Linked DNA regions of Homo sapiens: region 2 is linked to region 1. A link is an interaction called in ENCODE POLR2A ChIA-PET data of the cell type or tissue named here. Cell type or tissue: CD4-positive, alpha-beta T cell. All regions are shown on one strand. Each heading gives the region's core, and the rest is flanking DNA. Links, peaks and the distances in the headings are about the cores only.

Region 1 (5,381 bases), core at 287-5,286:
TACTGGAGTGATCCATCTTTCAGGAGCCACTGTGGGCAGGGGCAGCGGTGGCCCATCAGGGGGAGGGCTGCCGGACTCTTCACCCCCAGCTGTGATGAGGGGCTCCTCTGTTGTGGCTGCTGCCAAGTCTTCTTCATCACCAGGACCCTGAAAACAAAACCAGCATTAAGGCACCACCTCACCTCGCTCATGAGGCTGCCAGGGAGTTGTAACAGTCGTTTCTGTGGTGCCAGCCCAGTTTCAAAGCACGTTCTTACCTACGATCATCGTTACCCCCAGCACACCCCTTCTGAAATATGCATCTCTTCTAAGCCTCAGTGCCAACTGTGGACCACTTGTCTCTGAGTAAATTCTTGGGCAAGGCTAGGAGGGAGCAGGGCTGTGGCCTCTGCTACACTCCAGCATTGTGTCCTGCCTCCCTCCAGCAGCTGCCCACCCAGACATGTGCTCATAACCAAGCTACAGGTGCCCCTGCCAAGGCCAAGGATGACTGTTGTCGCATGATGCAGACCTGTCTCTCCCCTGTGAGCCAGAGAGGACACAAGATGACACTTACAGAAGTGACTGCCCGCTCAGGGGCCATGGTGGCTGTGAGGGGAGCCAGGCCATCTGTGGGGACCCCACTGGCTTCCTCATCCTCAAAAGTACTGAGGGACACTTCGGTTGCAGCTGCAGCTGTTGTTAAACTGTCTTCACTGCTTGGACCCTGAAATGAAATTGGCATGAGGAGCTGTGCCCCTTCGCCCATGCCCCTGGTTCAGTGGGTGTGAGGCTGGGGGGTGGAAAGCGCTAAAGCCTCAGATAACTGGAGGCTCCATGATTCCCTTTCCTTTGCTCCTCCAGGACCACACCTTCGCCTGGAGCTCCAGCATTAGAACGTACCTTTCAGGGCATCCTCCCACCCACCCCAGAGTCCCTTCTAGCACATCTCTGCTAAGCACTTCTCTGGCCTTAGCTTTGTGAAAGGAAAATAAATCTCAGGATCCCCAAATCAATAAGCCAAAGGGAAAAAAAAATCAAGCTGGGAACTACTTAGGGCAAATCTGTCTCCCATTCTAGCCCTTAAAAAGATAGCTACTAAGATAAAAAAAAGCTACATACTTCCCTAATAATTTGTCCATAAGGAAATTCCTTGCAGACAAAGGACAGATGGAACTCAAAGTCACCCCTCTGCTCACGGAGATAAATGCATATCTGATTGCTTCCTTTGGAAAGGCTAATCAGAAACTCAAAAGAATGCAATCATTTGTCTTTTATCTACCTATGACATGGAAGCCCCCTCCCCACTTTGAGTTGTCCTGCATTTCTGGACAGCACAAATGTACACCTTATATATACTGATTGATGTCTCATGTCTCCCTAAAATGCATAAAACCAAGCTGTGCTCCAACCACCTTGGGCACATGTTGTCAGGATCTCCTGAGGCTGTGTCACGGGCATGTCTTTGACCTTTGCAAAATAAACTACCTAACTTTCCTGAGACCTGTCTCAGATATTTGGGGTTCACATTTTGGCAACCAAGAAGGGATTCTGAGTGGAGGTGCCACTGACCTTTGACAAATCTCATATCGGTGCTTGATACCAGCTTGAGCTTTCTTTATGGTTCAAACCAATAGGACAATTTGCTGAGGCCTAGGAGCCTCCCCTCCAGAGAATCCCTGATCTCCCAAAATTTGGTCAAGTTCTAAAGTTTATTTTGCTGTACAATTCTTTTTTTGCAGTCTTACTTGCTTCCAACAAGGAATGCAAGTTTTCCTGCTTCTAGGATGATGGAAGGCACCTAACTCCTTTCTGGAGTTTGAGCTCATTTCTAACAGGGAAGGCAAGTTTAAATTCTTTCCTGCTTCTAGGATGGTAGAGAGCAATCTTCTGCCTAAGACCTATCTCTAGTAAGTAGCTGAATTGGGGTTTTGTCTTAGCTGAAGTTAAGATTAACAACCAGCTGTTCCTAATTTCTCCTTACTATTAAAGTGCTCAGTAATCATGTTGTTAGGGTTTTTTTGGTTGTTGTTCTGATCTTTCTCCCATCAGATTTGACCAGCTCTACCTGACTTGGTCAAATCTGAATGAGAATTCTAAATTATGGGTAACAAGACCTCTCTGAATTGGCTAAAATTTCTCACAGCTGCAAGAGAGGGGAAAAAAAAACACAACATGCACGTTTGCTATCCTTGCTTCCTGTCTTAAAAACTTTTTTTCTTTCGTTTACTTTTCTTCCGCCCTATACCTCCTTCCCCCTTCACTATCTTTAGTACCAATAAAAACCTAGAGGAGGCTTCCAATGACTCAAACCCCTTAAAGTATTCAGAACAAAGGCACCACCCGCCCCTTTTTGGGGTGTTCCATTTTCTTTGTGGAGTTTCAAGAGTCATGAGCAGATTCTTCTTAGGTCTGAAGCTCTGCTCTCCTGTATTGTAAGACCTGACCTCTTTGGCTTTTGGGGGTACCAGAGATTACCTTATACCGGGAGAGGATTTGACCTTAGTGTGTATAATGGTGGATGAGAGTACAAAGTTAGAGGTGGCTGAGGACAATTTACAGGAAGTGGTCTTAGCTGTTTTTTTTTTTTTTTCTCCTAGGAAGTTATTGTTTAGGACCCTAATTCTAGTTCAGAGGTACATTCTAAAGGGTGTCTTCTCCATTGCCTTTCCTCCTGAAATTAATCTCAATTGGCTAGTGTGAGCATTTTGCATGAGGAATTGAACTATTGTTTTCACAGATAAATGGGAGAATGAGTTTCCTCAGCTTCAAAGAGAAAGGGCATTTTGCACCTCCCAGCTGAAAGGTGCCCCTGGGTGACTGGAGGGCAAGTGGGAGTGTCTTGGGGGGTTGACCCCCCCATGACATGCAGCAACCCTACAGGGAACCCCCAACAAAATTAGTTTAAAAAGCCTCATTCAGGAAGTGCATATAGGAGCTGGTCACCCTGCATTTTGATTTTGAGCCTCTTGGAGGTGCTAGAACTACACAGAGAGAAACTGAGACACGTAAGAGGGTGGAAATGGCTCAGTGGTGACACACTGTAGAGTCTCACCCGCAACCAGCACACTTTGACACACTCCACTAAAATGCTAGGCCACAGCTCAGTTCGTCCCTTAAAATAAAAAATAAATAAATAAAAAAGGCCGGGCACGGTGGTTCATGCCTGTAGTCTCAGCACTTTGGGAGGGATCATGAAGTCAGGAGTTCGAGACCAGCCTGGCCAACATGGTGAAAACCTGTCTCTACTAAAAATACAAAAAAACTAGCTGGGCATGGTGGCACGCACCTGTAGTCCCAGCTACTCAAGACGCTGAGGCAGGAGAATCACTTGAACCCAGGAGGTGGAGGTTGCAGTGAGCCGAGATTGTACCATTGCACTCCAGCCTGGGCAATAGAGGGAGACTCCGTCTCAAAAAAAAAAAAAAAAAAAAAAAAAAGGGTGGGAAACAAATAATCTAAGAATAAGGAAAAACAAGGAGAATGACCCTCTTTCAGGCACTCTGTTGGTTTTATGGTGCCTCTTCTTGCAAGTATTTTTGTAAAATGAACATATATGGTATTTTCATGCACAATTACAGCAAGAAAAATTCAGAGCCCAAAAGTCGATCTGCAACTATAAAGTTCCTAAGTTCTCTATCTCTCTGCTTTCTTCTCTGCCTCTGCCTGCTTTAAGTCTGCTGTTACATTTCTCCTGAGATAAAATCCACTGTTTGCATCCAGACATTTATTTTTGTTATTGTTTCTGCAGGACAATGTGTTTGTATTAATATTTCATGGCTAGAGTTCTGAAGTAAAAGCTATAGGATTTTTGGTTGTATGAGTATGTATGTGTGTGTTTATGTGTACATACACATTTTGTTGTGTTTTTCGCTACAAGGTATGACAATGGCTTAAAGAGTACTCATAAATTAAATGATAAACCCAAATGCTTTTCAAGTTCACACGACTTAAGTCTTTAATAAGCTAGTTTTAAAATTACTGGTAAAGCAATATTAGAAATGTCTTAAGAATTGCCAGCATACATTTTTGTTTGCATTTATTGATCAAGCAATTTCATACTTATCCCTGCCAAATACTATAAGGTGTCAAAATTTGGCACAAGGGTTACAAAACTATAAACTCAGCCCAAAACAGGATAACCTTTGCTTGTGTACTGTCTGATAAATAAGACAAGAACATTAGTTTAATGAAAATAGCTAAATCTTGATTTAGTAAAATAACCATATATTTAATCTTAAGGTTCTACTTAGATAAACACCTGAAATTCACAGGCTATAAAATGGTTGGCAGGGAAATAACTTTAAATAATGACTATTGCAGTTTTCATAAATACAGTAATCTAGGTACAGTATTAAAAATAATTAGGTAAATGTAATGGGATAAATACTTATAGACAAATGTGTCATAATTTAGAATCTAAAGTTAAATTAAATAATAGATATTTCATTAGTTGGGTATATTCCAATTAAAAAATATATTGTAAGAAAACATTCTTTCTAAAAAAAAGTGTGTTTTTTAAAAGGTGAATAATTTTTGTCTCATTCAAAGCTTATTTAAAGGTTATGTATAAAACAAAGTGAAGGGAATCAGGAAATGAGAGAGATGTAAAGAAAGTTATAGAAATAAAGAGGTAATTTTGGTAAGAAAGCTTAAAGAAAAATAATTTTATACAAGAAAGAATCTTTTATGGTAAATTTTGTCCTAGAATAAAATGACTTTTTTTTTTTTTTTTTTCAGAAAGAGGGATGCTCAGGAAAACTAGAAAGTCCAAGCATGTCAGAAATGGTCTGTTTACATCATAAGAAGAAGACAGATGAAAAAAAAAGCTTTCATATGAGCAAGTTGTCTACAATTAAAGGGAAATTATTTAAAATGGTCTTTCCAGAGATTGGGTTTTGATTTTTAAAAAACCACTTATACACTAAAGAATTGGTTTGAACTACAAAATTTTCTTAAGGTATTGCTTTACTCTTAATAAATTACAAGGCATTATAATTTTTTTACACAAAGTTCGACTTTTATTGCATCTTGCTCTTTTCTGTTTTCTCTCGCCTTTTAAAAGGCCTGAAATAATAACTAATCTTCAACTCATTTTCAGCTCCTGTAAGATTTTTTTTCCTCTGGTTATAAATGTTGTGGCCTGATGCTAAAAAAATGTTTTATCTTAAAGATCTAAAAGGAGTATTTTCTTCCAATATAATATTCCCCATAGAGAACAGCAGTCGCACTGCAGAAGGTCTTTTCTTTTGCCTTTGGGTAACTGGCCTAATAAACAGATCTTACACTTTATCTAAATAATTCCTATGTCATTATTACTAAGTTTTCGTTTGCTTAGAAAAGATGCAGATTAACAAAAAGAATATTTTTTTTAATTAAGGTTATTACGTCCATATAACTTT
Region 2 (5,381 bases), core at 305-5,304, 63 kb before region 1:
CTGTATCAGTGGCAGCTGACATGGTTTGGGGGACAGGACCACCAGAACATCTCTTCAAGATCACCATGACTTCAGCGGAGTGCCCCAAAACACCAGCTGGGCAGTTACTGCCAATGGAGTGTTGACACCAGGGAAGTGAATCTAGCCACAGGGGACATCCTGGAATTCCCTTCTCCCAGGAGGTACCCACAGATAAACAATGAGCTGAACTAATTCCTGGGCAAATAGAAGCAAGCCTAGAATATTTGAAGGAATAATTTTTGAAGAATATTTGAGAGAGAAGAAGATGACTTTGTGCTAATTTTGTACCTAGGGCATCAGCCCTGTAATTTAAGTTTTAGAAGAAACACAAACCTGTTTTATCATCACAGTTGGGTAAAGTCTGGAATGTATTTTACAACCACGTTATTGACAATTATTCGGCTCAACATTTCCGAAAATTCAGTCAGTTGTCTATCACCTACACTACAATGTATCATTTGTACTATTACTTACCTAATACTTTCCTTTCAACCAGCCCACTTTTTAAAACTTAAATACTTACTTTATATTAAATACAAATAAATATGAAATTATGGATTTAGTATCTACCTATATTTTCCTAACAACTATTGAAATAAATATATAACTGTTACAGTAAAAACCATCTCAATCCATATGTGGTAAAAATACTACACGTTGGGAAAATTGATTTGGATATAACCGTAAGTGATCTTGACTTTGTTTCTCATTAGATTTCTATCATCACATCCTCTGCTTTGTGAAATACTAATTCCTGGTTAATTTCCATTTGGTTATAATCCTTCCACAAAGTCTGTTTTTCAGAAAAGGCACCTGGATGCTATAATTTTGAGTTTTGACACTTCTGAAAATGTCTCTCTTTGTTCCCATACATGAAAGTTTGGTTGGCTGTGAAATTTTAATATAATTCTTAATCCACGGGATTATTTATACTTTACCCCATTGTCTTCTAATTTTCAATATTGCAAATAAGAACTCCAATGCCAATCTGAATTGCTCTCTATATAGAAGTGTGTAGGATTTTACATCGTTACTGAAATGCATAAACTTTACCAGAAATGTACACAGGTGGATATTTTGCAACAATTCTGCCCAGGACTCAGTGAATCATTTCAATCTACAGATTATGCTCCTTCTTTAGCTCAGGAAATTTTCTTTCATTTATTTATTTATTTATTTATATTTATATTTTGATGGGGATAGTGTCTCATTATGTTGCTCCGCTGGTCTTGAACTTCCAGGCTTAAGAGATCCTCCTGCCTCAGCCTCCCAAGTAGCTGGGACTACAGGCTCCAGCCACCGCACCAAACTTCTTTTGTTCACTGGTACTTCTCTTCCATCTAATATTCTCTTTTATTCTGTGACTCCTGTTATATAAATATTGAAACATTATGTCTATCTCCTTCCCTCATCTTTTATTTCATGAATTTATCTTTTTGTCTGTGTCCTTTGAGCAATTATATTAATTCTTTTGATCTAACAATTCATTAAATCAGGTTTCAGTAGCATATATGCTGTAGTTCTATTTTATTCTGGTGATACAGTCGTTCTTTTATTTTCAAGGACTGTTTCTTATTCTCCCAGTATTTCATTTCATGCTTCTTTTACTCTCTGAAATTTTACTGAGAATACCAATTTGCTTTCTTTTCCTTGTTTCCAGTGGAGTTGGATGAAAATACAAATTTGAATCTTTAAAAGTTATCTCCTGTTTTCTGTAATCATTCTTTCGAAACAGAAGCCATTGGCTCTGATTAACTGTTGATTCCCTTTTGGAGGCTGCTAGATCTCCTCAAATGATTAATTGGTGTTTGTTGTTCTGTACTGATGTTCATAAATATGAAAGCCCACATTGAAAGGACTGATAGGTCTTCTGGGTGCTGTCAGCAACTGCACAAGTCTCTATGAGCTTCCCCCCAGCCTTTTCCCAGCTTATTTCTGTTTCAGCCTCTACTGGCACTTTCCTGTGGCTATCAGCCTCAGGAGGGACTCGAAGACAGGCCCTGCCTTTGCTGCTGTGGTTATAGGATAGCCAATCATAGCAGGTTTCTATCTTCCAGAAAGTCCTCAAAGTTTCTGCCAGGTTGAGATAGTTCTTCCTTTTTTAACAAGGGGTTGCAGGTCTTTTTTTGTTTGTTTTTTGTTTTTTCTCTGTTGTTTTTATCATTTCAGTAAGGTTTGAGGAAAGTATTGTAAGCTCAAAGTGTTATCTTGAAGTAAACCTTGTGTGACTTCCTGCTAGATTGGGCCTGATACTGCAGTCTCTGGGGTGCCCCGCCCATAAACCCCCAAGTTCCCACTGCCAGCATCCACGTGTCTGCCTGAGAGCATTCTGTGGCAGCTGAGCCCACTCTGTCGTGTGCAGCAGGCCAGAAGTACTGGAATCTCATCCAGTGCCTCGCCCTCCTGTTTTTCAAAGACTGAGAGGGGTTGGTGTATGAAGACCATAACATCCTTGTCCCTTTGGTTGGAAACTCTGAGGTGCCAGACTGCACGGGCTCCCAGAACCCTTAAGAGGACAGTGTGATCTAGTCACTCACAGTGAGAACTAGATGCACCCTTTAAAATCTTCCTTCCCATCCCTGTCTCATTTCTCTGCTCTCTTACCTTGTTTCTTGGGATCGCCTTGCAGAGAAATTAATGAATCCTCCTCTAAAGGGAAACTCAAATCAAAACACTAAGTATGACAGGCTTTCTAGAAAGCTCTCTCCCCTGGTGTGGAGAATGAACTGGAGGAGATGGAACTGTAGAGGCCAGGAGATGTGAGCAACAGTCCTAGGGAAGATAAGAAAAGAGCCAGCACCACATTGCCTCAAGGGAAGACCACCACGTGCAACGCTTTGAAAGGCCGAGGCAGGAGAATTTTGTGAGGCCAGGAGTTCAAGACCAGCCTGAGCAACATTGCAAGACCTTGTCTCTACAAACATATATATGTACTAAACATACATATATTAGTACATATGCATATATATATATATGTATATGTACTAAAAATTAGCCAGGCCTGGTGGCACACACCTGTAGTCCTAGCTACTCAGGAGGCTGAGGTGGGAGAATCACTTGAGCCCAGGAATTAAGGCTGCAATGAGCCATGATCACACCACTGTATTCTACCCTGGGTTAAAGAGTGAGATCCTGTCTCAAAAAAAAAAAAAAAAAAAAATCAAAGTAGTCATCATAAAAATATCCCAACTCTGCAGAGCTTCCTAGCACTTATTTTATGGTTTATTGTTGTTATTTTTATTACTAAGGAGACACTTAGTCAATATCGTTGAATAAATAAAAGATTCCTAGGCTCCTGGCTGGATGGTGGAGCCACTCACTAAGAGAAGGACCAGAGGAAAAGGCACAAGTTTGGAAGGAGAGGAGAGGGAGGCAATTTCCTCCCACAAACATATCAGATAACAGGGTGCTCTGGGTCCTTCTTGGAACTCAGGGCCCCCAGCAGGCTCATGCAGGGGGATGATGAGATGACTAAACAGTCGCTGTGGCATGTGTGCCTGTCTATCAGAAGGAATTCAGCCCTCTTGTCAGCAGCCGCTAATGAGCCAGATGATAACATTTTACTTGTTGGATTATGAAGGGCAGGAGCAGAGGGCCAGGATAGTCCAGACATTCGGGGTCGTGGGACAACGGATATTTACCAACAGCAGGCAGAGCTGTACTGCTATGTATACATTGAGTCCCAGCCCTGTGCCTGAAGACAGGCAGAGAAGCCAGGCAGATTGGAAGACACCAGCTAGGATGGTTGAAGGAGAGACCTTCCCCCAGCTCCTACTGAGAGACAACTGGAACAGGCCAAAGATAGCAAACACTGATTGGACGCTTACACGGGGCCAGAATGCTGTTCCCAGTGCTTCCTGTAAATTAACTGAAAGGAGAGTAGTTTCCATGAATGTCCCCCTTTTACAGATGAAGAAACTGAGCTGCAGGGAAGGACTGAGTGTGGAGGACTATTTTCAGTAACTTGGAGTTTTTCAGTAGCTTGGCTATGATTACATGGTTAGTAGGTGGCAGGACCAAAATTCAGACACAGACCAAGGCATCTCTCTATTTACCGGCCCTATAAATTGGAGTACAAGATGGAAAGCAAAAGGAGAAAATCAGTTAGTGGCTATCAAAGAGGTTTGAGGAGGCTCAGTGGTGTTTTGATGGACCAGGAGCTCAAGGGGTAACCAGAAAAGTACTTCTCCAGCTGTTAGGATAGACAAGGACTGCATGCATGTGCTTGTCCCCCACTGGTAGGGTTTCTGAGGAGGTGGAGAGCAGGTGGCAGGAAATATACAGGAGATTTGAAACAGTCTGTGGCATTAGAATGGACTTAGTAGATTTGAAAAGTGGGGGCATCATTTATCTTTGTACTCCCAAGTCCAAACATGATCCTGGGTACAAATTATTATTCAAGAAATATTTCTGAATGAGTGCACAAATAAACAAAAAACCTGCTTGATCTTTCTCAAACATGGATCCAATACCATCTCTTACCTCATTTAAATATTCCCAAGGTGCCCTACCAGTTGTGAAGCAGCAACATTGTCTCGGAGTTTGTCATCTTGCACCAAGAAGTTTAAGGACAGGGACACATGTGAGTGGGTCAAAGAACGGAAAGTTTAATAGGCAATAGGAAGGTGAGAGGAGAGCAGCCTTCCCTCTCATGAGGAAGAGGTGACTGAAACGGAAAACCTGCAGCAGATTTTATATGCATGCAGGCTTGAGGAGGCGGTGTCTGACTTAAGTAGGGCCCACAGATTGGTTTGACCAGATGCGACGTTTACATAGCACTTGGGGAAGGCTGGTCACCCCACCCTAATCTTATTCTGCAAATGGGCCTTCCACTTGGCCAGCGCCATCTTGTCTGCTCCTTACTGTACACGTGGCTGGCAAAGAGAAGGGAACATGGAGCCATCATTTTGATCATGCCTAGTCCCAGGTAGCCTTCTCCTATTGACACAAGTGCCAGCATTCACCTGTGCAAGCTTCCAGCTTGCTTGTCTATGTCTGCAGCTCAATTTTACAGGCTGCTCTTTGTTAGAAAAGAACATGATTGCCTGGGTGTGGTGGCTCACACCTGTAATCCCAACACTTTGGGAGGCCAAGGCGGGCGGATCATGAGGTCAGGAGATCGAGACCATCCTGGCCAACATGATGAAACCCTGTCTCTACTAAAAATACAAAAATTACCTGGGCATGGTGGCATGCTCCTGTAGTCCCAGCCACTCAGGAGGCTGAGGCAGGAGAATCGCTTGAACCTGGGAGGCGGAGGTTGCAGTGAGCTGAGATTGTGCCACTGCACTCCAGCCTGGTGACAGAGTGAGACTCCATCTCAAAAAAAAAAAAAAAAGAAGAAGAAGAAGAAGAGAAAG

Evidence for each region. ChIA-PET counts read pairs that join two places held together with the same protein. Peaks named below come from ENCODE experiments on the same cell type or tissue, not always from the same donor. Only the 100,000 strongest peaks of a DNase experiment are listed, where the experiment ranks them.
Region 2: POLR2A ChIA-PET joins it to region 1 with 10 read pairs; 6 of 35 experiments call an interaction of 5 or more read pairs at or near these places.

Annotation. Positions count from the first base shown.
Region 1 is chr9:99,010,742-99,016,122 of GRCh38, reverse strand. COL15A1 (collagen type XV alpha 1 chain) reads right to left here. Exons shown (of 42, transcript NM_001855.5): 10 at 557-706; 11 at 4-147. Among named protein-coding and RNA genes, the nearest start is that of COL15A1-AS1, 69 kb to the right of the region's middle. In CD4-positive, alpha-beta T cell, for the core only: no CTCF peak of the experiment used is centred there; a DNase peak (open chromatin) is centred at 2,882; H3K27ac peaks cover 988 bases.
Region 2 is chr9:99,073,681-99,079,061 of GRCh38, reverse strand. No RefSeq gene overlaps it. Among named protein-coding and RNA genes, the nearest start is that of TGFBR1, 29 kb to the left of the region's middle. RefSeq lists a cis regulatory region at 3,220-3,938. In CD4-positive, alpha-beta T cell, for the core only: no CTCF peak of the experiment used is centred there; a DNase peak (open chromatin) is centred at 2,291; H3K27ac peaks cover 1,781 bases.